Regions from separate parts of the Mus musculus genome. Here regions 2 and 3 are each linked to region 1. Evidence: chromatin loops called from intact Hi-C (ENCODE). Cell type or tissue: left cerebral cortex. All regions are shown on one strand.

The links. A loop is a pair of places that touch in the nucleus more often than their neighbours do. Peaks named below come from ENCODE experiments on the same cell type or tissue, not always from the same donor. Only the 100,000 strongest peaks of a DNase experiment are listed, where the experiment ranks them.
Region 2: a loop joins it to region 1, with 10 times the contacts of the local background. A loop is called at or near these places in 29 of 42 quality-filtered maps.
Region 3: it touches region 1 in a loop (2.7-fold over the local background); 5 of 42 quality-filtered maps call a loop at or near these places.

What each region holds. Positions count from the first base shown.
Region 1 is chr12:112,141,123-112,149,122 of GRCm38, forward strand. Kif26a (kinesin family member 26A) reads left to right here and starts at 5,086. Exons shown (of 16, transcript NM_001097621.1): 1 at 5,086-5,284; 2 at 5,592-5,834. The coding sequence starts at 5,243. In left cerebral cortex, CTCF peaks have their summits at 2,166 (motif pointing right), 4,239 (motif pointing right) and 5,385 (motif pointing left); DNase peaks (open chromatin) are centred at 2,195, 3,529, 4,257, 4,851 and 1 more place; H3K4me3 peaks cover 4,426 bases; H3K27ac peaks cover 1,089 bases.
Region 2 is chr12:112,538,781-112,546,780 of GRCm38, forward strand. No RefSeq gene overlaps it. Among named protein-coding and RNA genes, the nearest start is that of Gm40584, 7.1 kb to the left of the region's middle. In left cerebral cortex, CTCF peaks have their summits at 4,369 (motif pointing left) and 4,570 (motif pointing left); DNase peaks (open chromatin) are centred at 2,381, 3,027, 4,355, 4,800 and 1 more place; H3K27ac peaks cover 432 bases.
Region 3 is chr12:112,326,747-112,334,746 of GRCm38, forward strand. Gm29890 (a long non-coding RNA gene) reads right to left here. Exons shown (of 5, transcript XR_001780725.2): 3 at 5,684-5,841; 4 at 3,232-5,294; 5 at 1,063-2,632. Among named protein-coding and RNA genes, the nearest start is that of Gm29890, 9.5 kb to the right of the region's middle. In left cerebral cortex, a CTCF peak has its summit at 3,301; DNase peaks (open chromatin) are centred at 1,751, 3,089, 6,784 and 7,922; H3K27ac peaks cover 2,178 bases.

The DNA of each region.
Region 1 (8,000 bases):
TCTGAGTCAGTCATTGTCAGAGAGGGGTGCCTGGCCGTGGGAACCATGGGAAGCAGAGAAGGGTGTGTGTGACCCGTCTGACATCTCTATGTTCTCCCGCTGTGTTCGCAGAGACAGAACAATGAATGCATGGCCTCCAGTTGGATATTGGAGAGGCAGTAGCTAGGACACACAGGTGTAAGGCATCAGTCTGTGGTCGTGTAGCCTTAGGAAGGAGAAGACAGTAGGGACAGGGGGGTCTAGATGGGTGAAATGTCCAAGTGTTAGGTGAGTTGGGGTGAGTTAATCCAGAGCAAATTCTAAAGGCAGAGAGACTGCTTCACGCACCCCTTGCTTCTTGGAGGTGGGCGCTGGCCAGGGTGCTGAAGCCATGTGTCTGCTGCCTTCCCAAGGGCTGGGTCTGAGCACCTAGTGGAAAGAGTAGGATAATTGAGTGGAGAAGGAGGGGTGGGGCCAGTGACCAGCAGGGGTCTGCATACCACACCACAGCGGTGGTCTGACCACAGTGGTCTTTCTGACATGTCTTCCTACCGGCCCTGGCCACCGCAGAGCTGACCACCCTCCACTTGTTTCTGTTCCATCCCCTTTGCAGGACACACTCAGGTTAGAGGTTAGCCCTTTACCACACTGCTGCTCTCCAGAGACCAGGCCCCGGGGACAAAGGAATCAGGAGACATCGAGACTCGTTGCTCACATCCCAGACTCCGTCCACCCAGCAAAAGGCTTTGTCTCTGAGTCCAGCTTCCTCATCTGTGAAACGGAGATCGAAAGGCACCTTTTCTAGCATCATGGTCAGGAAAAAGGAGCGAAGGTTGTTATGTAGGTGGCGCATGTCCATACACATGCCTCTGTCCCAGTGAGCTGCCAGGTATGCAGAACTGAGGGACGGTCGAAAGTGCTCTGGGAATGAGAGAGAGGCAGACTTCCCCTGTCCCATCACTCTCAAAAGGCTGAGGTTTTTCTTGCTGAATGAGATTCTGGGCTCATGGACTCAGACCCCTTAAATGCTACCAGTCTGGACCACCTACTCTTTTCCAGTATTTTTATCAACTACTCAAACTAGTGATCAAAACAATCCACAAAGTTATCTGGGCATGGAGGTGCACGTGTTTAACCTCGGCCCTTGGGAAGCAGAGGCAGGCAGATCTCAGTTGATTTCAAGGCCAGCCTGGTTTACGTGGTAAAGCGTCAGGTCAGCCAGGGCTATCTAGTGAACCCCCAAAACCTCAAAACAAACAAATCTCAATGACAAACTAAACAGATCCCCCCCCCCACACAATAGCATTAAATAAAGCGAAGGCCACTCCCTGGTCTCCCCCAGGAGCAGAGCTGAAGCCACACTGTCTAATGCTATGCTGTCCACAGAGCCCCTATTCCTATATGAGGTTCTAGGATTTGGCCATGTTACATGCTCTGCCTGGACTGCATTTCCTAGTGCCCATCTGGGAGCTGGTCTAGATGCCTGCCTACCAGTTGCCAGCTGCAAGTAGGTGCCTTTTCTCTTAAAGGTCTGAAGGGTGGGAGTGGAGTTGCTGGACTCTATTACGTCAAAGTGCCTCCCAGGGAAGGGGGCACCACCAGCAGGTTGTGAGGTCCAGAGCCCCGCATGCTCATTGCGAGAACATGACCACTGCAGCCTTCCTGAAATATCTTGTGTGTGGCCTGATTGGAAGCTGGGCTCTGGCAATTAATCCTGTGGAGGCTCCACTCAATTGCAGGAGGTTTTTCTGTTTAGTTCCCTTGGCCTAGATTTCCCTGGGGACAGCTCTGCCCAGACCTCGACCTGGTAAATGAAACGTTAAAAAAAAAAAAATCCTTACAATGACTTTAATCAATCCACAGAGGTGGTGGATGGCCTCCTCCCGAGATTCAGGGGCTTGGAGGGGACTGAATGGGGGGGCGGGTGAAGACAGGAGTGGTTTTTCTGAGAGGAAGCTTGATGTCCTATTGGAGCCTAGGCTCCGGATCTGGAGCTGAGAGGAGGGGCTCCGTTCCCTTTAATGGCTTGTCTTGGTCTCTGTCCCAGACTGTGAATGGCCACTGCAGTAGAAGGGTCCATGGCCCCTCTTGTTCCTTTCCAGTTTAGAAGCCCGGCAGACTAGAGTTGGAAGCAGAACCACAGGGTCCCTGGCCTGTCAGGCTGAGACACTGATCTCTAGTTGCCACAGGGGGGCGTCAAGCAAGGGACTCCAGCGCTGAAGGAGCAGAGATGAAGAGATTCCAAGGTTCTCCAGAGTGGAGTGTGGAGGGGATCGGGAGTCTCAGCAGCCCAGCCTGGCCTCTAAAGATGTCTCCTTCTCCGATACCCTCTACCTCTAAAGACTTGGGGGGCGGGGTTAGGTTATTTAGGCAACCCCTTCTCTCCCGGACTGATCCTCCGCCCAGACCTTGTGATCTCACCCCGTGCTACCCCCCATGCCCAAGGCTTTAGAGTGCCAGTTTGTGTCCAAGCAAAGCCTCGCTGCAAACCTGGGGAGAGAGGGTTCCTAAACACTGCCCCAGGGGTAAGTGCTTTGGAGCACGTGCAGTGTTGGGAGCACCGGGTTATCTGCCTCCCCAAGTCTGTCTGTCTGTCTGTCTTTTTCTTTTCTTCAGACCGGACCCTAAGATGCCTAGGACAGCATAGGGTGAAGCTGGAAAGATGCCCCTTATCTGCAGAGGTTTCCAGGAGCCCAACTTGGTTGCGGTGTCCCTTCCTGGTGGCAGTGCCCACTGCAAAAAGTCCTGGTGTCTTGGGACGCGGAAGGCGGATAGGTGCAGACCTAGCGGGATCCTGGTCCCCCATTCTCTTCTACACACCTCTCCCCAACTCGGGTCCGCGTGTCCGGCTCGCCGCCCGGGCTGAGGGGGCGCTGTCGGCGCGGGCGGGCGGGGCTGTCAGCGCGGGCGCTCGGCGCGGAGCAAGCGCAGGGCTGGGGGGGCGCCGGCCGCCGAGTACTGGGGGCCTGGTGGGCGGCGGGCGCCGTGCGGGGCTCGGCGACGGCGGGCGCGCGGCCAGGGTGCGCGCGGGAGGGGTGGTTACGGCGGCGGCGGGAGACGCTCGAGGACGCTGCCCACGGTCCACTCCTCCATGGCGCTGCCGGGGTCCCCCGAGCCGCCCCGCGGCGCGCCCCGAAAGGTTCCAAGCCTGCTAGAGATGGGGTCGCTCTGCCTGGACTCAGACATCATCCTGGGTTTCACCAGTCACCTCCTGCGGCGGCGAGGCAAGGTGAGAGCTCGCGGGGCCGGGCTGGCAGTGGTGACGCCGTCCCGCGACTTTGCTGCGCAGCACCGCGAAAACGCGGCAGGTCCCGGGCGGAGACCTGTATCTGCACTTTCCCGAGCTGATGCCGCTTGATTCTCCCTCTCTAGTCGAGGCTACGCTGGAACCCGAGCCTTGAGCAGCGATCTTCCACGGAGGAGAGCGTAGCGCAGAGATCGCGGTTATCTCACCTTGCAGGGATGGGCGAGGAAAAAGCCTAGGGGGAGGTGATCTGAGTTCTGAGATCATTCTGGTTGCTTGGTGCATCCCGGGGTCTTGTGGAGCTGTGTTTTTGTGTCCTCTGGGAACTCGAACGTAGAGTATGCTTCCCGAAGAACCGCGCTGGTGCGGGGAAGTGAAGTTGCGGGTGTGGCCCATCATGAGCGCAGGCCCTGGGTTCCGGGTGATGCTTCTCGGTGTGCGTGTGAGGAGTATGTGTGCGTGTGTGTAAGTCGATAACAATGTATGAGCCTCCTGGGCCCCGGGTGTTTGTTTCAGTGCGGTAGAGGGGCGGGCGGGGTGACGCTGTTTGTAGTGCTTGCAGGGGTGGACTGAGGAGGGTGGTGCCTGAGGCTACCCGGATCCCATGGTGGGCCGTCGCCTGCCTGTCTTCCCTTCGCAAGGCTGAGAAGGGCCTGGAGGCTTGGGGGTTGCAGAAAGTGGGGAGCCCGTTCCCAGTTTATTCATGACTTCCTGTCGTGTTTACAGACTCTTTTAAGTCGTAGATGACCTGGAAAACCGGATCTTCATCCCACTCTTGGCCAATAGTGCGTAGGAGTGGAGGGCTAAGTAAGCAGGGTCCAGGTGGGGAAAGGAGAGGTCGTTTGACAGACCTTATACCGTGCGAAGGTCTGACTGCTCTGGGGATGTCCGACCAGGGTCTTTCCTTGAATCACCCTGGCTCAGCTGTCCTAAGTCTCAGCCTCAAGCGGAAAGCTCTGCGCTCAGAACGCGTGGTGTCCTGTCTCTGCGCCCTCGAAACCTGTGCTCACTACGGCCGGCAGGTGGCGCTTGTGTCACGGGGAGCCACGCCGCAGATCCCGCCTGGCTCCTATCTGGGGTTTCGGGTTGATCCAGAGCTTGGGCCGGAGTCCCCCGCGACCTCAGAAGGTGGTGACATTTGGGGTCTGACTTGGGCGAGAGCAACAACTGGTCGCTGGGGAAGGAGGGAGACCTCCGGGTCGGAGACAAACAGGCAATTAATTCCGGAGCTAACTCCCCATCTGCCAGGCCGGCAGACAACAGGTCCGGCACACCCCCAGGGCCAAGCCGCAGCGCTTCCTCCCACTTCGCAGGCGGCTCAGTGTGCAATCCATTTTAAGGCACAGGCGCGGCTGCAAGGACACTTCGAGACAGTTCGTAGCCCCTCACTGCACTTCTTGAAACACGACCCTCATCCATGAGAGACAGTTGGCGCCAAAGCATGGCCAGACACACTCAAGTGCTCTGGGTGTTCTGGGGAAGCCGTTGGCCCGGGTCCAGCCCCTTTCATTACCCCCCATCCCCCCACCCCCACCCGCTTTCGTGCTGTGCGATCTTGGGCAAAAGCTTCAGTTTTCCCGCTCGCAAAGTGATGAGAGTGTTGGGTGCCTCCCAGGAGGCGCACTCCATCCTCGCTCAGGAGAGACAGAGGCGCATGCGTGCGCGTAACTTGTGTCTCGGCAGCCCCCACCGCCCCTCCCGCATCAACACTCAACTAACAGGTTGGGGGTCCTAGCAGTAGGCGGGGCCGCAAGGAGGAGCGGGACCCCCGCCCACTTGGCTCTGCTCAGGATGGGGGCGGCGCTCTGGCGTCCCGCCCCCTTCCCTCCCCCTACAAGCTTTGGCCCGCCCCCGCCCAGCCTGTCCCGGAGCAAGCCGGTCGCGTCCACAGCGTGCTCTCCGCCACTCGCCTGCTCTGCCAACTTCAGAGCAGCAGGCCTGGCCATGGGGGTGCCCCTGGGCCGGATCACGTAGCCACTGTACCCCGAGAGCCAACGTATCCCTTCCTGCGACCGTGCCATGGTCGGCCGCGGCGCCTCCTTGTGTGCGGTGCAGCCCGCGGTACGCAAGGCCCTGCTAGGAGCGGGCGGCTGGGCTCGACGGGCACCGGGTTCAGAGCCCAGGACAACGATGATGCTAGCGGGGTGTACAGCGCCCTCTAGGGGTGGGGCGCGGAGCGGGACGGGGCCCCGAGCGTCGGGCTGGGGCTTCTTCTTCAGGGACTCCTGGCGTTGCATCCAGGGCCCTAACTTTTGTGCGAGCGTGGCTTTAGGGGCGTGAGCGACTGGGTCTGGAGTCGGCCGCGTGGAGTCCCGCAGTGGCGCCGCGCGAAGGTTTGGGCTTACTGTCCCATCTCCAACCCCCGCAGGTGGCTGAGTGCGGCCCGGCTCGAGAGACCCCGCCACTTGAGGTATCCCCGCGCAAGAGGCTGCCCGCCGGGCTCGATCAAGACCCATGCAGCAGCCGCCCTGCTCCGGAGGGCGCCGGGGCCAGCGCTGAGCAGAGCCACTCGGCCGGTGGGGGCGGGTGGTGCCGCCACTGCCACACGAAGCTCGTGGAGCTAAAACGACAGGCGTGGAAGTTGGTCAGCGGGCCCGGGACTCCTCTCCGGGTAAGTGACCCCTCTTCAGGCCATATCTCAAACAGGGAAGGGCTGGAACTTGGGAATCTTTGGGGCTGGGGCTTGGAGCGTGGCGAGTTCATCGTGCCCCCACCCCCACCCCGTGCCATAGTCTGCAAGAGTGTGTGTTGGTGCACCTCACCCTAGGAGGCCTGCTGCGTGTCATAGGGGGTTGGGTAAATTTCTTTCCTAGCCACAGATGTCCCACAGCTGGAATCAGTCTGTGTTTGGGAGGGGTAGAAAAGGGGAAGACGGGACCTCACTCCCAGGGCAGGGCTTGTCATGGTGAGGCACTTTGGGCATCTGGACATTGGCATGCCTGTATAGAGAGGGCATAAAAGGTGAGAGAGTGGGCCCCTTTCTGCACCCGGGGGCCGTGCATCATTGTCCCATACCTACTCAGTGTCTGTTATGGGCCTGTGCCCTGCCCTGGCTCTCTGCCTCTGGGGCCCAGGCCTTCCGTGTGGGTAATGACTCTTGAGCCTCGGGGTTTCCCAGGCTGCAGCATGGCAGGCAGGCGCTGGTGGGAGAGGAGTCTACTGGGCTTTCCGGCCAGTCTTGCCAGGCATGTAAAGAACTGGAGTATTGTTCCAGGGAACAATGGTCTCTGGAAGTGTGCAATGCAGGGGTGTGGGGGGTCTCCACAGGAAGCTGCTTCTAACCTTCAGCCTTGGTGAACAGTCCTTGGGAAGCGCCTGTAGTCCCCATCCTGTCCCAGTACCTCTAAGGAGTGCTGTGGTTAGGAGGAGACCCTGGGTTTCCTTTGGGTTGGGTCAGATATGGTGGATGCCAGTCAGGTGTGTCTATGCTGGGCTCCTTTCCAGGTCCCCTGGCTTGTCTGTGGCGGGGATGTTAACAGCCTCTCAGACCAGCTAGATCTGTGGACCCGAATGGGATGGGATGGCTGACCATGGGTGTTGTTTGGCTTTTGCCAATGGCCTTTGCTGAGCCCTGGATCTTAGAAAGCCTTGAGGATCTCAGAGAGGGTCCTTGGGATATTCTCCCGAGGTCCTTCAGGAAGCAAGCTGATCTAGGAGCCGAGCTGCCTCCCCCTCTGACTGTGCTGCCGCCCAGGACCTGGCCGACTGGATGGAGTCCTAGTAAAGGAAAAGCTGCGGTCATAGTAGTGAACTGGTGGGGTTGGGGGCCGTCAATGGAGGTCTGTGGTCTCCTGCACACACTGCTGCCCCTCTCCACGTTCCTGTGTGTGGCTTTTGGCGTAAGCTGCTCCTCCGCCCTACCAGTTAAGGCTTACTTGACCTTGCCTGGCCCTGGTGGTGGGCAAACCAGGGTCCTGGCCAAGGGTTTGTGTGGCTTTGAGCATCTTATCTACTATGTGTTTTGTCTTGTTTCACGAGGAAGCTTCAGTCTGTCCTGGGAATGCTGTCTAACCTGTGGGGTGCTGTGCTCAGGATAGGAAGGCTTTGCTCTGGAAAGAATCGAATGCCCTGTGGCACACGGGTACTGCTGGGGTGTTGCCAGTGTGGGCCACAGGGAACTGCAACCATAGCCCTTGATTGACCACTGTGTACACACACACACACACACACACACACACACACACACACACAGAGTCTGCTTTTGAGGTAAGGGGGGATCTCTCTGGAGGGCAGATGGGGGACACGGTGATCATCACTGTGGGTGGTCTTTGGTAGCTCTATTCTCCAAGGCCAAGGCAATGCTAAGAATTTAGGGTGGAGAGCTAGGATCCTCCAAGGGGATCTACCTCTTAATTCATTGTGGGAGCAGGAACTCTCCCGTGAAGATAGCACTTTACAGCTTGTAGGGAAGTCTACCTGATTCTCACAGCTTATCTTTGTGGGGGCTGCTGGATGGAGGTTGAAGCTGGGACCCTGGGCGGGTGGTTAGAGCCCTGGGCTTGGGGACCCATGTCTAATCTCAGCATAAGAAGGAGGTGTAGGGGCAAGGAGACAGCCTGGTAGCATTCTATGCCTGTGAAAAACTTACCACCATTAACTTCTGGCCTACCTTTCTCCTAGCAGACACCCTCCTGGCAGGGTCTCTTAGAGCCCTTGGCTGGTCTCCTCCTCTGTGACACTAGTCACCTGTTGCCTGCCTTGCATGCATGTAGGGAAGCTCTGGTTCTGAGGTGGGCTTGAGGGTCACCCTCGTTCTGGACCTTTGGGTACTCATGGC
Region 2 (8,000 bases), 400 kb after region 1:
ATCTGTACTCCTGCGTGCTCTCTAGATGCCCAGCTAGTCCTCAGCTGCAACCTTGGCCACTTGACAAGGACTCACTAAGGACAGCTCCCTACTCCCAGCAGGCATTGCAGAGGAGAGGAACAAGTTTTGTTTGGTTTGGGTTTTGCCTTCTATAACTTTCGTGGAGTGTAACTCAAGCTTTAAACCATCCTGAGTGTCACAGGCACACACCTGGCCCTCTGTCAGTCTTCTCCCTAGACAGTCTGGCTCTACACAGATCTTGTCACCTTTGCTTAGTAGTGACACAAACAAAATCTTTTCTCCATTTTCCTCTCCTTTCATCTCACCATGGACTTCGGCAATACCGCAAATGCCCCCACACAACTCTTGGGGTCCCTTTTGAACGAATCCTCTTACCTCTTCTGCGAACACAGGCCTATGACCTGGAGAAATGAGTGTTGCACACCACATCTCAAACTGCCTTCCTCTCCCTCCTCATTGTTGATTCTCTCCATGAGTTCTGAGGTTCAAATCCCAGAAGGGGCTCTTCTGCACAGGTCAAATGTATATTCTCTTTCCCTTGCACGTGTCCAGCTTTGAGGAATGTCAAGGTAGCCCCTCCACTTACTTCATCCTTCTTCTCCCCGGCTTTCCCTGCCAAATCAGAAGGTAAAGTGGAAGATCACACCAACATGCCTGTCTCCTGTTGTAATTTCTCCTTTGGACACACACTGCAGCCTCAGTTGCGTGTCTTCACACCCACGGAAGCGGGGCACACAACTTCTACTACAGCCAAAAGGCTTGCCATTCCATAACACATGGGGAAAGATGGTGGTGCTGAGCCTGGCCCCCAAAGGCAGCCCTTCAGACATCCTCGGCTACACAAGCTATTGCTTAAAGAAGAACACGCCCGGCTCCTCCTAGAGTCAACTTTTGTTCTTTCAGATCTCCATCAGAATGACAACTTCTTGCATTACAGCTCCCGGTGACAAAAAAAAAAAAAAAAAAAAAAAAAAAAAGTCTAACCTCACAAAGAGCCTAAAGAAATGTACCCATCCAAATTAGTTCATTTAATTAAAAATTTTTAAAGGAGCAGATCCATCTAAGCTCATCTTGGTGAACCAACAAGTTTATTGGTGTTAATGTACAGGAACCTGGGTAAGGGATTCTTTATGGGAGCATGGATGAACATGGAGGGGCAGCAGCTTCACTGAAAACCCCCGAAGCATGGGTGACAACGCGTGAAACCTGCATCCCTAGCCTCCCACCGTCAGGTAACCTTCCAGCTTTCATACACACACACACACACACACACACACACACACACACACACACACACAACCTGGAAGGAAGGAGGAGGAAGTGGTCTAGCCAATGGCTACTCTCCCCTCTCCTCCTGCCCATGGAGTATTAACATCTCCGTTGCCATTCCACTGATCTCATGAGCCCTGCCTCAGTTTACCCATTTCATTGCCATGACTGTGGGACCAGGTCACCTCAGCCATGTGCTCCATCGCAGTGCATGGTGACATCAGGTCTGGAAGCAATCATGTCCCTACAACTTGCATGCACAGATGGGCCCCCAGCCTGAGGGTTCAGGCAGCAGCCTGTGTGATCGTGCTGCGAGCAGACCCAGCACCTCCAGGGGCCTAAACAGCCAGGGCCTACTGACATGGCACCAAGTGCCATTTGGAGAAAGTGTTTCGCCGGAGTTGTCTATAAGCCTTCTGGAAGATTCCAGTCAGATCAGGAAATTTCAGTGCCTTCAGACTGATGCCAGCAGCTCTGCACGGAGCCTGAGAGACGGGATTCATCTATTTGTGAACGCTGCAATCTGCGTGTTCTCCTGTGGCACTAGGTCTGAGTCTACTGAAAAAGCAAGGGCCCTGGGAGCACCAGTTGGAACCCACTTCCGAGGATCGCGGTTCTGCATGTTCAGACACCGTTGCCCCACTTTAACCTGTTTTTATTTTCCTCTTTATGTATGTGTAGCGTGAGCTATGATAAAAACCTATGATTAAATAAGTCCAAAGCAGTTCTTTGCTGAATATAAAGTGGGGCTTCTGTATGATCAAGAGTCACGTCAGGGTTTTATAGGCGGTGTTTTTTCTTTCTTAGAGGTGCATAAAACAACAGGCCACCTTCCAATCAACAGCATTGAACAAAGTGGCTAAAGAGTAATAGCAATGGGCCCATCAGAGAGGAGTGAGAGATGCCCAGAGCTGGGGGGAGTGGCCACAGAGAGTATCTCAGTGGACACAGTGGACACAGTGGACACAGGAAGGGATCTGTAAACCTCAATGCCTATTCAGAACTTCTCAAACTCCCGGAAGGCTGCTGCAATGAAAGGCTTCTCTTTCCCCTGGTGGGACCCATCTTCCAAACCCTCCGGAAATGTCAGACACGAGAGACCTCCCAGCTCCAATCTCTGCATGACCAGAAGTCACACAAAGGCATCCCTTATCGCCTCACTGCCCGAAAGTCCCGAGCAACACTGCAAGTCACAGAAAAGTAACAAGAGGTTTAAGATCAGGAAAGGAAGAGATAAAGCTGCCAGGACTTGTGGATAACAAGGCACCTGGGTAGGAAATGTAACCGGATCAGCAGACTGCTGGAACGGGCTACAGCTACAAGATAAAGCCACAAAGATCAATAATATTCCTGCACACCGCAGGACCCAGCCAGCAAATAAGGCCTGTTCACGACAACAGCTGAAGCAATTAAGTAGCTGAGAATTAAGCTACCAGAGAATGGCTAGGCCCTGTGAAAGGACTCAGCTGAGCAACTAAAAGGAGAAGGTGCAGTGGTCAGACATGGGGGTGGGGGAGTGGGGGGGGGCTCTGGATAGCACCGCCAACAATTGTCCCCAAATTAGTCTCTCTGTTAATGTCATTCAAATCACAGTTCCTGAAGGCTCTTTTCGGAAACTCGACAACCCTATTCTCAGCCTGCAAGGAAGAATAAAAAGCCCTTGAATGGGGAAGCTGATTGGAAAGAAGGCAGGGGAAGGGCACGCTCTGCCAGGATGGAGACAGGCTGCATAGCCATGGCAACTAAAAATAAAATGACAGAAAGCAGGCAAGGTGCCACCAAGGAGCACACTGACTCTGAACAGGCACATGAGAGCTCATGTAGGTCAGAGGGGACCCTGCACATCAGGGGGGACACAGTCGCCGGGTAAGCAGCTTGTGATGTGGAACAAAATGAAGTTGGATCCCCATGCTATACCATGTTACAAGTTGGCTACGGCTGGATTACAGCTGAGTGAGCTTTAACAAAATGTGAGAGGGCTGGGGTGGGGAACGTGGGGCAGACATGTTCTATTCATGTGATGACAGAGATCGGGGCCTAGCGACCCCCAGTCACCACTCCGCCACAGCAATAGTCAAAGTGAGCAGAACAAAGACACTGCTGGCCCTGGGACTGGGACAGCCAGGAATACAGCCTGAAGATGCTCTGACCCCAGAGACCGGCACCCAGCCTGCTGGAGAACAAGCTGCCAGGAGTCCAGGCATTGGCACCACGTCTGATCCCTTCTCCCAGATTCCCACCATCCCCTGCCAACTAAACCTTGCTACATGTACATGATGGACAGAAGCAGGAGCTAATTGTTAGAAATACTGGTTTTGTAGCCTGAGACGAGGGCCTTCACCAGGAGGTCTTGGCAGGTACCTGAAGGTCAGCTGGAGCCATTAGGGCACTTGGGTGTGGAAAACAGACAGGTTCTGACTAAAGCAGGCGCTGGTTGGGGCCAGAGGCTGCAAAGTCGTGAGAAGGCCAGCAGACTTGTTTTAGCCCAAGCGTTCCCTGGAGACCCCCTCTTCCCCCAAGGCCACCATAACCACCAGCTTCAAACAGGTTCTTTGAGGGGGAGGAGAAGCAATCTCGTTCATATAAATGTTTAACTAGGAATTAATATTTATGAGGCTCTTGAATGACGGGCTGTGGGTTTAATAAATATTAACACAGACTGGGTTTCCCTTCCCTTCCCCCTCACTTAGTGTTGATGCCTCGGTTTGTGTACCATGCATTATTCAGCCGTCCCTGAGATGGGTCCCACTCCTTGCTCCCTGGCTCCTGAGGGGAGGCCTACAGGCTTCGGGGAGAGAAGTCACCAGACTGGGGAAGTCTTCGTGTCGCCCTGTCCCCATTCGGCTCACCCTTGCCCTTTGGCCCTTATTCTAGCATAACACAGCCATTTCCACGACCGGAGGTGTCGCAGGGTCCAGCCAGTCTCAGTCACCCATTCTCCACGCCCTCAGTCCCAGGAAGACTTCCCGGGTCTGCTGGGCCTTCTGGAGCCACAGCCTGGCTTCAGAAACGGAATCCCTGAATCACTGAAAGGGCCGAGCCAGCCATGAGCACTGGTGGAGCTCGAGCGCCCCCTTGTGGCTAGTGTGCTCCCAGGTAGAAAGATGTCGGTTAGGAGACCAGGCCCGGGTTTGCAAATCTCTGCATTAGGTTCACAAATATTCACTACCCTGGCCTGGTTTCCCTCCTGGTCTGGGTTACATGAATTGGTCAGCTGAGTTGGGAACAGAGCCCAACATTCTGCCCTCTGCAGTTCCAGTTATATCTGCCAGTTTAGATGCTGTCACATCAGTGGGGCTGTTCCATTCATGAGATGACATGTGTTGGCCTTGTCTTTCCTGTTCCTTGCGAACCAAAGATGGCCTCAGCCAACCAGATCTGATCTCCCATGAAACCCTTTGAACCACCCTTCAGTAGTGTCATTTCTGAGGTGCCCTCCTCATTCCGGATGACTGTGGTCCACCAGGCCAGGTGGTGCAGCAGGTTCAATGGACTCAGGTTGACCATAGGGACAGGCACCTCCAGCCTTAGTCTCCATGGGCCCCAGGGTCCCTCACCTCATGTAAAGCAACCCACCTCACAGGCTCTTCTGCGTCCCTGTTGGTCTCCAAAAGGGGTCAGGACTAGATCAGCTTCCTACTGAACTAGCTACCACCAGCTAACGTGACCCCTCACCCTACCCCTGTCTGCTTCCAGTGACATTCTTCACAAAAATCCCGCCAGTGGAATTCCAGGCAGTTCAAGCCCCAGGGAGCCCAGTGGAGCCCTGCATTGGCCTAGGCAGTTTCTGGAGAAGTAATAGAGCCGGCAGTGAGACTAGCCACAGAGCTGGTAGTAGTTTCTGGGAAAGAAGGGGACCTAGGCTTCAACTGTCCTGAGAACGGCTTTGTGAACCAGACATCAGATCCAGCGCACTCATTCGTTTAAAATGTCAGCCCTGAGCTGGGCGTAACTATCCCTCCGTGGGTGTGGATGGGGCTACGTGTGGGTGGGGCCAAGGGGTGGGTGGGGGCATGGATGTGGGTGGGACTATGTGGGGGGACCATGTAGTAGGTGGGGTCATGGGTGTGGGTGGGGCCATGGGTGGGTGGGGCCATGAACTTCAGTCCTCAAGGGGACAGAAAGCAACACTAATGGGTAGGGCTTGGTGAACATTCCAGAAAACGACATCCTAATTGGATGATGGCCTGGTGGCAGGTCACCCATACAGAATTCCAATGTCAAAGGCAAAGACCAAAGGATAAGTACTTCGAACTGAGGCCGGAAAGGGCCAGACTAGGATGGCCTTGTGCTCTGGGCTAGACCAGGAAGACCTTGTTCTAGAGGCCTGTGGAGCAAGGAAGAGACCTGATCCCCATAGGAAGGGAGGCTCCGGTACTGATTTCTGACAGTGGCTAGTTTTCCTGTTTAATGGTGTCTTGTTACTTACTAAGCTGAAGACAGTCTCTCACCTTTGTGGGAAATCGACAACAGTTCTGGGTGCAGGAGGCTCGTGCATAGGGGAAGGCCCCTCACTTTATTTATCTGCTCCCAGCCCCTGGGAAGGTTCCAGTCCCCACCCCATGACAGATAGGGTGGAAAGGGTGCAGTGTGGGACCCCTTCACCTTCCCTCCAGTGGCTCTTGATGTCTGTAGGGAAGATTGACCGACAGTGCAGCCAGGGCCCCAGACAAGGTGTTCTGCCAGACGCGAAGGAATATTGCTGTCTACTTAATATGGATATCGAACAAGGTGAGATTTTTGGTTGGGGTAGGGAGGTAGCGATGGAACGTAAAATATCTTCTATTCCTTTAGAAGTGCCCTGTTGTGTGGGCTTCAGATACCTGTGCCCTTCTCATTCAGCAATAAGGCCTCACAGACAGACACACAGACACAGACACAGACATTGTGATGCACACAACCACCTGCCCTGCCCCCACCCCTAGAGAAGGAGGGTGTGCTGAGAGGAAGGCAGCTCAGAGCACAAAATAACCGGAGTCTTTTGCTCTAGAGTATGTAGCAGCCGGGGTCAGAGCAGGGGTCAAGTCGTGTTCTCTGGGGAAACAGAAACAATCAGATCCACAGTGTCTGAGCCGGGAGAGCCAACACTGTTGGCCCAAGCTGAAGACAGGGAGAACAAAGTCCCAGCTCCAACAGGCAAGTGGGTGGCTGTCCCTCCTCTGAGCCTTTGTAGCTCAGTCTGGCTTTCAGATGACTCGGTGCAGCCCCCGTGGAGAGGAACATGGTTTGCTCTGCTCTCTTTAAATAGCAAGTAGCACCTGATCTGTGGGACGCCTCAAGGCCAGCCCAAAGCAGGCGACTCCCAGGGTGCCCATGACCACCCAGCATTGGCTCGTGGGAGCAGCAGCCAACTATGGAGTCGCATCAAAAGCCTCAGGCCTCCTAGGATTGGGGGTGGAGCCCAGGAAGTTCTGATGAGTACTGAGGAGGCCTGAGCCTCTGGGGGGTTCAGGGGACAGCTGGCCTTGGAGCAGAAGAGTGGTGCGGGCCCCAGGGTGACCTCATGTGGATGTTGCTGGCCTTGTTGCTTTCTGTTTTTCAAATTTCGTTTCACTGGCTTAAGAAGCCAGGCAGTTGCTTTTGCTGTCCAAAATCCTTAAGGAGCAAAACTCCACACAATCTTGGAGGAAATTGAATTCAGAAATTAGATGCAAGGCTTAGCAGAGACCTCGGCCGAGCCCCCGACAGGGTGAGACAGACACATCCACTGAGACCACATCACAGTTATTAACCTTTTGCTCCAGAGCATATGGAGAAAAGCTGCTAGACACACGGGGAGAAATTCTCTAAACCACAGTCACAGTGGGAGACTTCAACATACCTCATCAGTAATTGCCAGATCAAAACCATGAGTAAAGGAAAGGGGAATTAATAGAACAATTAGCCACATAAATTAACAGATATGCAGGCCTTGAAGAAAGCAGCGTCCCTTTCAAAGACTAAACAAACACACAAAAGAGCATCACCGGAACCTTGAGTAAATCTGAGCAGATTCTTAGAAGGGGAGGTGGCCCATGCTACAATGGTACTCTGAGCATGGTACAATAAATCCGGGAATACCCACAGACGTGTGTGTGTGCATGTATGTGCAAGTGTGTGAATGCACGTGTGTGAGTGCATGTGCGTGTGAGTACATGAGCGTGAATATATGTGCATGTGTGTGCATATGCATGTGCAGTTGCATGCATGTATATATGTGTGCATGTGTGTATGTATTCGTGTGTGTATGTGTGCATGTATATGAATGCATGTGTGGGTGTGGATGTGTGTGGGTGCAGCTGTGAGAGTATGTGGGTACGTGTGTGTGTGTGCGTGTGTGTGAGTGCATGTGTGCATATGTGTGGGTTATGTGGGTACATGTGTGTATGTGTGTGTGTACATGTTTGAGTGCATGTGTGTATATGGGGGGTGAGTGTGTGTGTGTATATATTTTTGTGTGTGTGTGTTCATGGGTATATACATGTGCGTGTATGTGTGCATGTGTGTGAGTGAATGTGCATGAATGTGTGCATGTACATGTGTGTGTATGTATGTATGTATGTATGTGTTATGTGTACATGTATATGTGTATTTGTGCATGTGTGTGTTCAAAAGGGTGGCAGCCAGAAAACAACCTTGGTGTCATTTCTCAGGATCTGTCCATCTTTTTCAGAAAGTCTCTCATTGGCTCCACTGTTTTTATGCCTGTGGAGAGGCAGAACATAAAGGGA
Region 3 (8,000 bases), 190 kb after region 1:
CGCTCTGTTAACGGTGGAGTTAATTGATGGAGACCCGTCAAGCTGCTCTGGGGAGGGGTAGAGCTGGGATGAAGTCCCAGATGGAGAAAGAGAGGAAATCACCAGGAACCCGAGGGCTCTCCTCAGAAAAGCACACGGTGTGAAAGCCGAGGGAGGGGTAGGTGTAGGAGACTAGGATTCCAGAGACCACATTCCCTGTGGGTGATCCCTCCACTGGGCCATGCTGGCTGTTTTAGGGAGTGAAGAATCTCACAGAGCTCTGTCCTACCTTCCTCACAGACTAATATGGCCACTGGAGCCCTACTGTGTGGTTTTCCTGCTCTTCACACTGAACATGATGTAGTTAGGTAGTGCAAGATATCTGGAGATGGTTAAAGTGCACAGAGAGAAGCTGTGCGGGTGACGTAGACAGTGTCCTTGAATGGCAGGGACCCGAGCCCCACAGAATCCAGGGATCACACAAGTGGAGGGAAATGGAAGATATCCAAGCCTCTAATCCCAACTCCACTGGGTGGGATCGTGTAGGAGAGGGGCACTCGAGGCTGAGCCGAGGACTGCTGGAGCTATCTCCTATTACCTCCCACCCCTCATCCTGGTTTCCCAAGATGGTGTCTGATGGAGCAGTTTCAGGACTGCAGAGGTTAGAGCATAAGCTCCCAGCTAGGGGCTTCTTTGTGCTCTCCTAGTAATGGCCCAAGGGCATGTGGTGTCTGGTTCATCAGGCCACCAACCCATTCTCCTCCCAGGGGAGTCTTGGTGGCCTTTCCTCCATGACCACCCAAGGTCTAAACTTGCCAAGTGTTCCTGGTCCACCTCCAGGCCCAATCCTGAAAGTCCTTCCTGTTGAGTGCTGGGTGCCTTCCCCAAGGTCAGCGTGTCCGGGTCCTGGCAGCCCACATAGGCTCCCTCACGATGACACACAGCTTGTGCGAAGCCCGCCCCCAGCCACCCGCCCGGTGTTATTTTTATTTATATACCTGAATACTGCACAACAGCTGCTTTATTGAGATTCATCAGTCACAAGGCTTAATTAAAACAATACCTTGCATCTAACTCAGCGTGGATCACCAAAGCAAATGTTTGTTTTGCTGCGTCAATTAAGCCTTCCCGTGGAACCAGCGGCATCAGGCAGTGAAGCCACATCTGAGTCTGACTTGGCCCCTCTCTGGAATGCAGGGATGAGGGGATACCCAGGGGGCATCTCCAACTGCTCAAGGGCAGGAGGGATGGGAAGAGGATGGGCAGGGCTTTTGGGTATCCCCCTCCTCCTGGTCACTGTCTAAGATTCTCAACACAGCCCTTTGGGTACAGGTGTCTTCTGTGTTCTCAAGCAGAGACACTGTTTTTTCAAGGGACTGCTAGATAGATGTCTCTAAGACAAAATCCTCAGACTCCCAAGAGGGTCCCATAAAGGTCAGTATGGAGGTACACTCTACTCTAACCTAAAATCACCCCATCTCAAAAGGCTCCAAGGCAGTGACCCTGACTAGGCCTCAGGTCTTCCCGGTTGGTATTTTCTGCTCCTGGAGGTGCCTACACTCTGGCATCTTCCCCATTTTCAAAGCCAGCACCACAGGTCTGTCCTCTGATAGCTCCTTCCTGTGTCCTCTGGACTCTGACCCTCCTGCCTCTTTCCTGGGACACTATGACCACATCTAGGACTATCCCTATTTCAGGGTCCTTGTCCTGTCACACCTTTCTGTTGCCGCCTCAGGCTCCAGACCCACGGACTGATTGGGGACAGTGACTCAGATCCTCCTACCTGATATGCAAAGGCTGGTAGAGAAGAAATTGCTTTCCTGAGTATGCAATAGAGCCAGGGTGTCTGCCTTGGAGAGGACTCAGTGGGAGAGAGGGGATGTGGCTTTGGCTTAGACTGGCCAGGAGGGTTTGCTGGTTACAGACCTGTGTGGCCAATGTCCCCTAGGGGTGTCTAGAAGCGGAGGCATGAGGCAGCCAAGGCTAGACAGCAATGATCCTATCCATCCAGTAGACGGGGACACAGAAGCCAGAGGAGCCCTGTAGGGCTGGAAAATACAGGACCTGGGACTGAAGCTGTGCCAGCTAAGAGGGTGCAGTGTGGGGCAATGCAGAGCTGAGCATCCTTTGTGCCAGAGCCTGGGCAAAGCCATAAATGGTGGCTATGCTTGAAGGTGACAAGCAATGTCAAGATGGTGACCACAGGGACATGGTGGGATCCTGGCTTCTAAGGAGATGGAGGGGCTTGTGAGATACCAGGTATCTACAGCAGAGAGGCTCCTGCTCTGTTCTGATAAATGTGTGCCGTTGTGAGACCGTTGCACAGGACACATGAATCTCTTAGAGCTAGGCACCTAGTCAGTACCCCAGCACTTGTGATGGTGTGTGGGACTCCAGAGCTGAGGCCCTAGGGCTGCTGTCTGATGTCATAGGTTCTGGGAACCTCCAGGCTGTGGCTGAGAGGCAGTGAGCCCCTCTGTCTCTGAGGCACTGCAAAGGAGGGTCCAGGGGATATGGTTCACTTTAGCAACAACTTGACTGCACTTGGGATTACCTAGAGGCACGTGTGTGCTCTGTGAGGGCATTTCCCGAGGGACTTAGCTGAGGAGGGAGGAGCCACTCTGAAGGGAAGCAGCACCATCCGGCTGGGATCCTGTGGGTACAAAGGAAGACGTCATCTCTCTCTGCTTCCCTCAGACCTTTGTGCTCAACTCTCTCACGCTGTGCCTGCCACGCCTTCTCCACAATAATGGACTACTCCCTCCAAATACAAGAAAAAAGAAACACTTCCTGATGTAAGTTGTGTTTGTCATGTATTTTATCACAGGAACCAGAAAAGCCACCAATACTTCAGGTCTCATCCCAAGTCCCAAACACCATCTGCATGGACACTAATAGTATCACCTCCTCCAGGAAGCCTCCCAGGTCTTCCCAGGCCAGTCCTTAGTGGCCCTCCTGCCATCTCTACTTGTGTGGCCTCCCCTCTCCCTCAGGTACTCATATTTCTGGGGGCCGGAGTCCTCAGAATCTGTCTAGCAATGACGTAATGAGAGTTGGTTGCTAGGCAACCTGCCTCAGCTCAGTCAGAGAACCCTGCTCTGGTTTGAAGGGCCCCTGCCGATTTCTTAAAATATCAGCTTTTAGCACACATCTCATCCTAGAGCAGAGAGAATACAGTGCTGGCAAGCCCCGCAGGCCTCCCTTCCCCGACGATGGATGCTGGCTTCTGAGAGCTGATCGTGCGAGACTAACCTCCTTGTCTCTCCTTGTCACGGTCCTTAGCCTGTAGAAGAGGGACCGGTGATTGCGGTGACTTCAGCAGGCATTGGCAGAGTCTGCCGTGTGGTTCTTGAGGATGAAATGGGAAACGCATCCCAGATGATCTGCTAAGTGAATGTTGCCTGTTGTATATAATTATAGACAAAGGCGTCAGCTAATGGCCCCGTGTAACCCTGCGGGGAGGTCTGCAGCGCCACGGGGGACTGACATCAGTCCTGCATTGTCTGATACTCTTATCAATGATGTAGACAGGGGAGGAAAGGCCTGCCTGTCAAGATGGGGCTGAAACAAAGGGTAGGAAGAGCTCGTGGTGCAGGGCCGTAGCTCAGGATCATCCTGATGCGGAGATGGCTCAAAATGGAGCGGGCTGGGGGAAACTGAACTGAAACTGATTCGGTGGTGCTGTCCAAATGGGAGTGCTGATCAAAGGGATGCTAGCCCAGAGGCACAGTGAGGCCAAAAAAAACAAAAACAAAAAAACAAACCAAACCAAACCAAACCAAAACAGAAGGACCGGGCTCACAACACTCCTGCCTGACAAAAGACACATGCTCAGAATGAGAAACCCCAAACGCAGCCTTTTCTTAAAAAACAGAGGTGATGCAAATCAATCCAAAACAGGCAAAAATATGGAAGCTGTAACTTCAGCAAATTAGGCACCCCAGCACCCCACGGGTGGAGAAAGGGTTAACGTTGTTGGTTGTCAGGAGGACTCCAGTTGTGATCACCTTGTGACCTGACCTCTGCAGGGAGTGGCCAGAGAAAAAGGAGAGAAAATGTGACCTGGCAGCAGAGACATGTGTGTCCCATGCCACATCCTTTGTGAGGTGGTACCTTGTTTGCTCAAGCTGAGCAGAGACTGCTCTGTGCTCCCACCGCTGGGTCTCCTCCTCACAAAACACCACACATCAGGTTCATAGATGTTAGAGCGGCCTTCAGTAGCTGCAAGCCAGAGGTACTCAGTGTGGACATTGGCTCTCCTCGAGTAAGACGGCCGCTGCTGTATGTAGCATTCGGTGCATGTTAAAAAGCACAGAAAGACCTGAAGGAGCCAGGGTCAAAGGACAGACTGCCTTGAATGCCCTGATACAGAACAACCCAAGCCAGGCTGAGCTGGTCGCCCTGTGCACTGGGCTTCTGGGGTGCTGGGGATGCTCGCGTTTGTCCTGCGCTCTGACGGCAGCTGTTCTTGTCTGTGTAAAGCCAGCCCTACTTCCGGGGTGTGCATCTGTGCGGATGTGTTGTCCCTTGGTGCAGCGTTTAGCTGATGTGCGCGTGAGCATAAATGAAACAGCTGTGTGCTTTTGTTTCACTTTTCGGGGGGTAGAGAGAGGATCCGGGGCTGTGAGCACGCTAGGCACACGCCCTGCTGCTGGACTACGGCCTCCTCTCTCTTCTCTTATTACGTTTGACAGGGTATCTTATGACAGGGTCTCACTGAACTGCCCAGGTTGGCCTTGAACTTGTAATCCTCCTGATTCAGCCCCCAGAACACTAAGCTCACAGGCATGTGGCCTTGACAGTTGTCTTGACTGTGAGAGAACCAGAGTGGACTTTCCTTTGTTCTGAAGAGCCACACGCCTTGGTAGAAGACACAGACCTTATGGATGGTGGACAGCAGACTCGGGGCTGTGATTCCTGATTGGGGGGTGGGGGGAGGCAAGGAGACAAGAGAGACAGGCCCTGTGAAGTCTTCCGGGGGAGGCGCTCTCCAGAGTGTGCATCAGGATGGAGAGGCTTGGCTGAGGGTGGCAGTGAGGTGTCCAGAATTTTGTGTTAAGGCACCAAAAAGAGACTCCAGGAGCAATTTCTGATGTCCTTCCAGGGTGCCCTGGTGTCTACTGCTAATTAACTTGTACAGGCATGAGGTGAAACTCCAGGGGGTCACGCAGAGGCCAAGGAGGAAGGGAAAGGCTGCATGGCTCGCACAGTAGAAATGGGTCTCTTGCCGTTTGGAGCCTGGAAGGCAAAGCTTCAGCTGTCAGCACGCCCGAGTTCTTGTGAGGGTCCTCTTTCTGGCTGTCTTCTCTCTGTGTCTTCAGTGGGAAGGGACGGGGAGAAGTGGACAGGGTGGGGGTAGTCAGGGAAAGGAGAGAACAGGAAAGAATGAGAGGAGAGAGAGACAGGAAGGGAGAGAGGAAGCCTGCGAGAGCAGAGTCTTATCAAATTAGAGCTTCCCTTGTGACCTCATTTGACCCCAGAGACCCTGTCTCCAGATTGTCCTGTGGAGGTCAGGACTTCAGCAAATTAACTTTGGAGGGACACAGTGTTGTGCCTGCCTATACCTCAGGCACACCATGGGAGATCAACTGGAAGAGAGAGGCACAGCTCTGGTGGAAGATACACTAGCCCCAGAATAAAGACCATTGTAAGCTACGAACAGCCATGAAAACCAGCCCCTGAAGTTAACTCGTGTCAGACAAACCTTTCCACAGACACTGAGAGCACTGGGCAGAGGCGGGACAGCACTCACTGGTGGCCCTGGAGAGAAGCCTAACGCTGGCAGGTTCTGAGGACAGCACAGGGGTGCATCAAGCAGGACGGCACGCAACCATGTTCATGAAAACCGTGCGGTCTTCTCGACTGGAAATGAGAACAGAGCTTAAGGTCCTTTAGCTACCAAAGGAAGAAAGGGAGGGAGGGAGGGGGAAAGAGAGGGAGGGAGGGAGGAAGAAAGGGGAAGGAAGAGGGAGGAAGAAGGAAGGAAGGAAGGGGAAGGCTAGAAGAGAGGTAGTCCCAGATGGTGTGTCTGTGAGAACACTCATCCACTGTTTCCACACAGCTCAATGCAGCTGGAAGTCATGTGGAGACCTGAGCTGCCACCAACCAAGGAGAGGGCAGCGCAGTTTAAATTACAGCAGAGTCATGCACAGGCTCTCAAAAACGAAAGTTTACCTACATCTGACAAACAACACTGGGTTATAGGAGGTTTGCCTAACTGGAGAGGCACAGATCCCGGGTGATAATGGTTTCTTTCAGAAGTTCAGAGTTGTCCTCTGCCCCACCTTGCTTTCAGGATGGGTCTTGCTTTTGGGATCCTGGACACCGTGGCCAGGTCGGGGCTCAGGAGTCTGCTTCATTTCTACAGCCACACAATGATCAGAGACACCCTTTCTCTAGCTTATCCTGCCTTTCTCTGGACTTAGTGCCAAGGCTCGCTCTTGCCTCCTTTTGTCCTTAGGGTTCTGCACTGGGCTCTCCTGCTCCTTCACCCTAGGATCAGGGCCTTCCTCAGAAGAGAGGGCTGAGGGGGACAGTGCTAGACATCCAAGCTAGTGGGCCAGGTGTAGGAGAGGCATACGTGGTGTGTGCGTGTATGTATGTATGTGTGTGCGCGTGCATCTGCGTGTGTGCGTTGGGAGGGGGAGTTCCTTTTCACAGCTGCCCACATAGGCCTGCCTGTGGTCCCCACCCAGCCCTTGAATATGGATTTGTGCCTCAGGACAGGAGGCACAGGCCCGGCCTTAATTAGACGTGATGAGCGTGTGTGCCTGGAATCATCATCAAAGGGGGACAGCCGCCCGCCGCCACCCCTTCCCTCTCCCCTCCCAAGGACAGCATCTGCTTCCTCCCTCCCAGAGCAGGCCAGCTCTGACAGCAGGCCCAGGAGTCCCCTCTATTTAATTAGGACGGAAGTTCCCTCAACCCTGGGAAAGGATTTAATTTCAATATTTCCTTTGCTGAGCTGGGAGCCTCCTGTCCCTCCACACCAAGGGTCTTTCATGGCAGCTTGGCCCAGCCCCTCCTCTCTCATTGGTGAAAAAGCCTGTCCTGGAGAAGAACCAGGAGGAGCCAAGGGCAGCGGGGTGGGGGGGTGGGGGTGGGGGTGCTGCAGCTGTGAAGAGAAACCCACCCTTCACCCCACCCCCACCCCTCCCTGAAGCCTAGCCCTCAGCAGCAGGGCCGCAGAGCCTGCAACCAAGCACAGCCCTCTCTAGGCATCTGTGCACAGACTGGGAGCAACAAGGAGCTCACTGACCGCTGACCTCAGACCATAGACTTGAGTCTCTGGATCATCCCCTAAACCTCCTTCGTGCTCTGTGCTTTAGCCTGGCCTATTCCGTCCCTGGTGCACACACATGTGTGTGGGTAAGCACATGTGTGAGCATAGACGTACATATGCACCTAAGTGTGCCCCTGGCAGTTGTAAGTACGCATGCTACACACGTGCACACTTGTGTGTATGTGATCACAGGAGCACATTTGCGCATATTTGTATATTTGTCTGTGAGCCCGGATGACTGGGCTGAGCCTGGTTTCTGTCATTTCTCTTTAAATTGCTGGATGCTCTGATCCGTGGCTAACCTCTTGGGGTCAGCATCAGCCTGATCACAAGACGGGCACTGGGCACCCGCAGGGCCAACACGCAAATGCTTGGTGGACAGACTTCTAATCCAGCCCATACCTGGGAGGTAGGGGAGGCCCTGGCCTTGGGGGAGGAGGATCATGATTTGGTGACTGCACCCTGGCCTGCCCCAGACTCGGTTTCCCTGTGTGTGTGGACAGCCCCAATGGAAGCTGTGTCTCTGGGGCGTCTTCTCCTACCAGGCCCTGGCCATCTGCGTCCTGCCGGCTTTGCTCTGTTCCAGCACCAGCTCCCCTTTATTCCATCCTTTGTGCAGGACAAAGATCAGCTGAGACCTGGCTCTCAGCCCAAGTGGCCCTCAGCCCTTCGGAGGCCGCTAATGAGAGGTGTCAGCCGGCAGCTCTTCAAGAGAGCTCGCTGCCCTGAGCAATTTCTT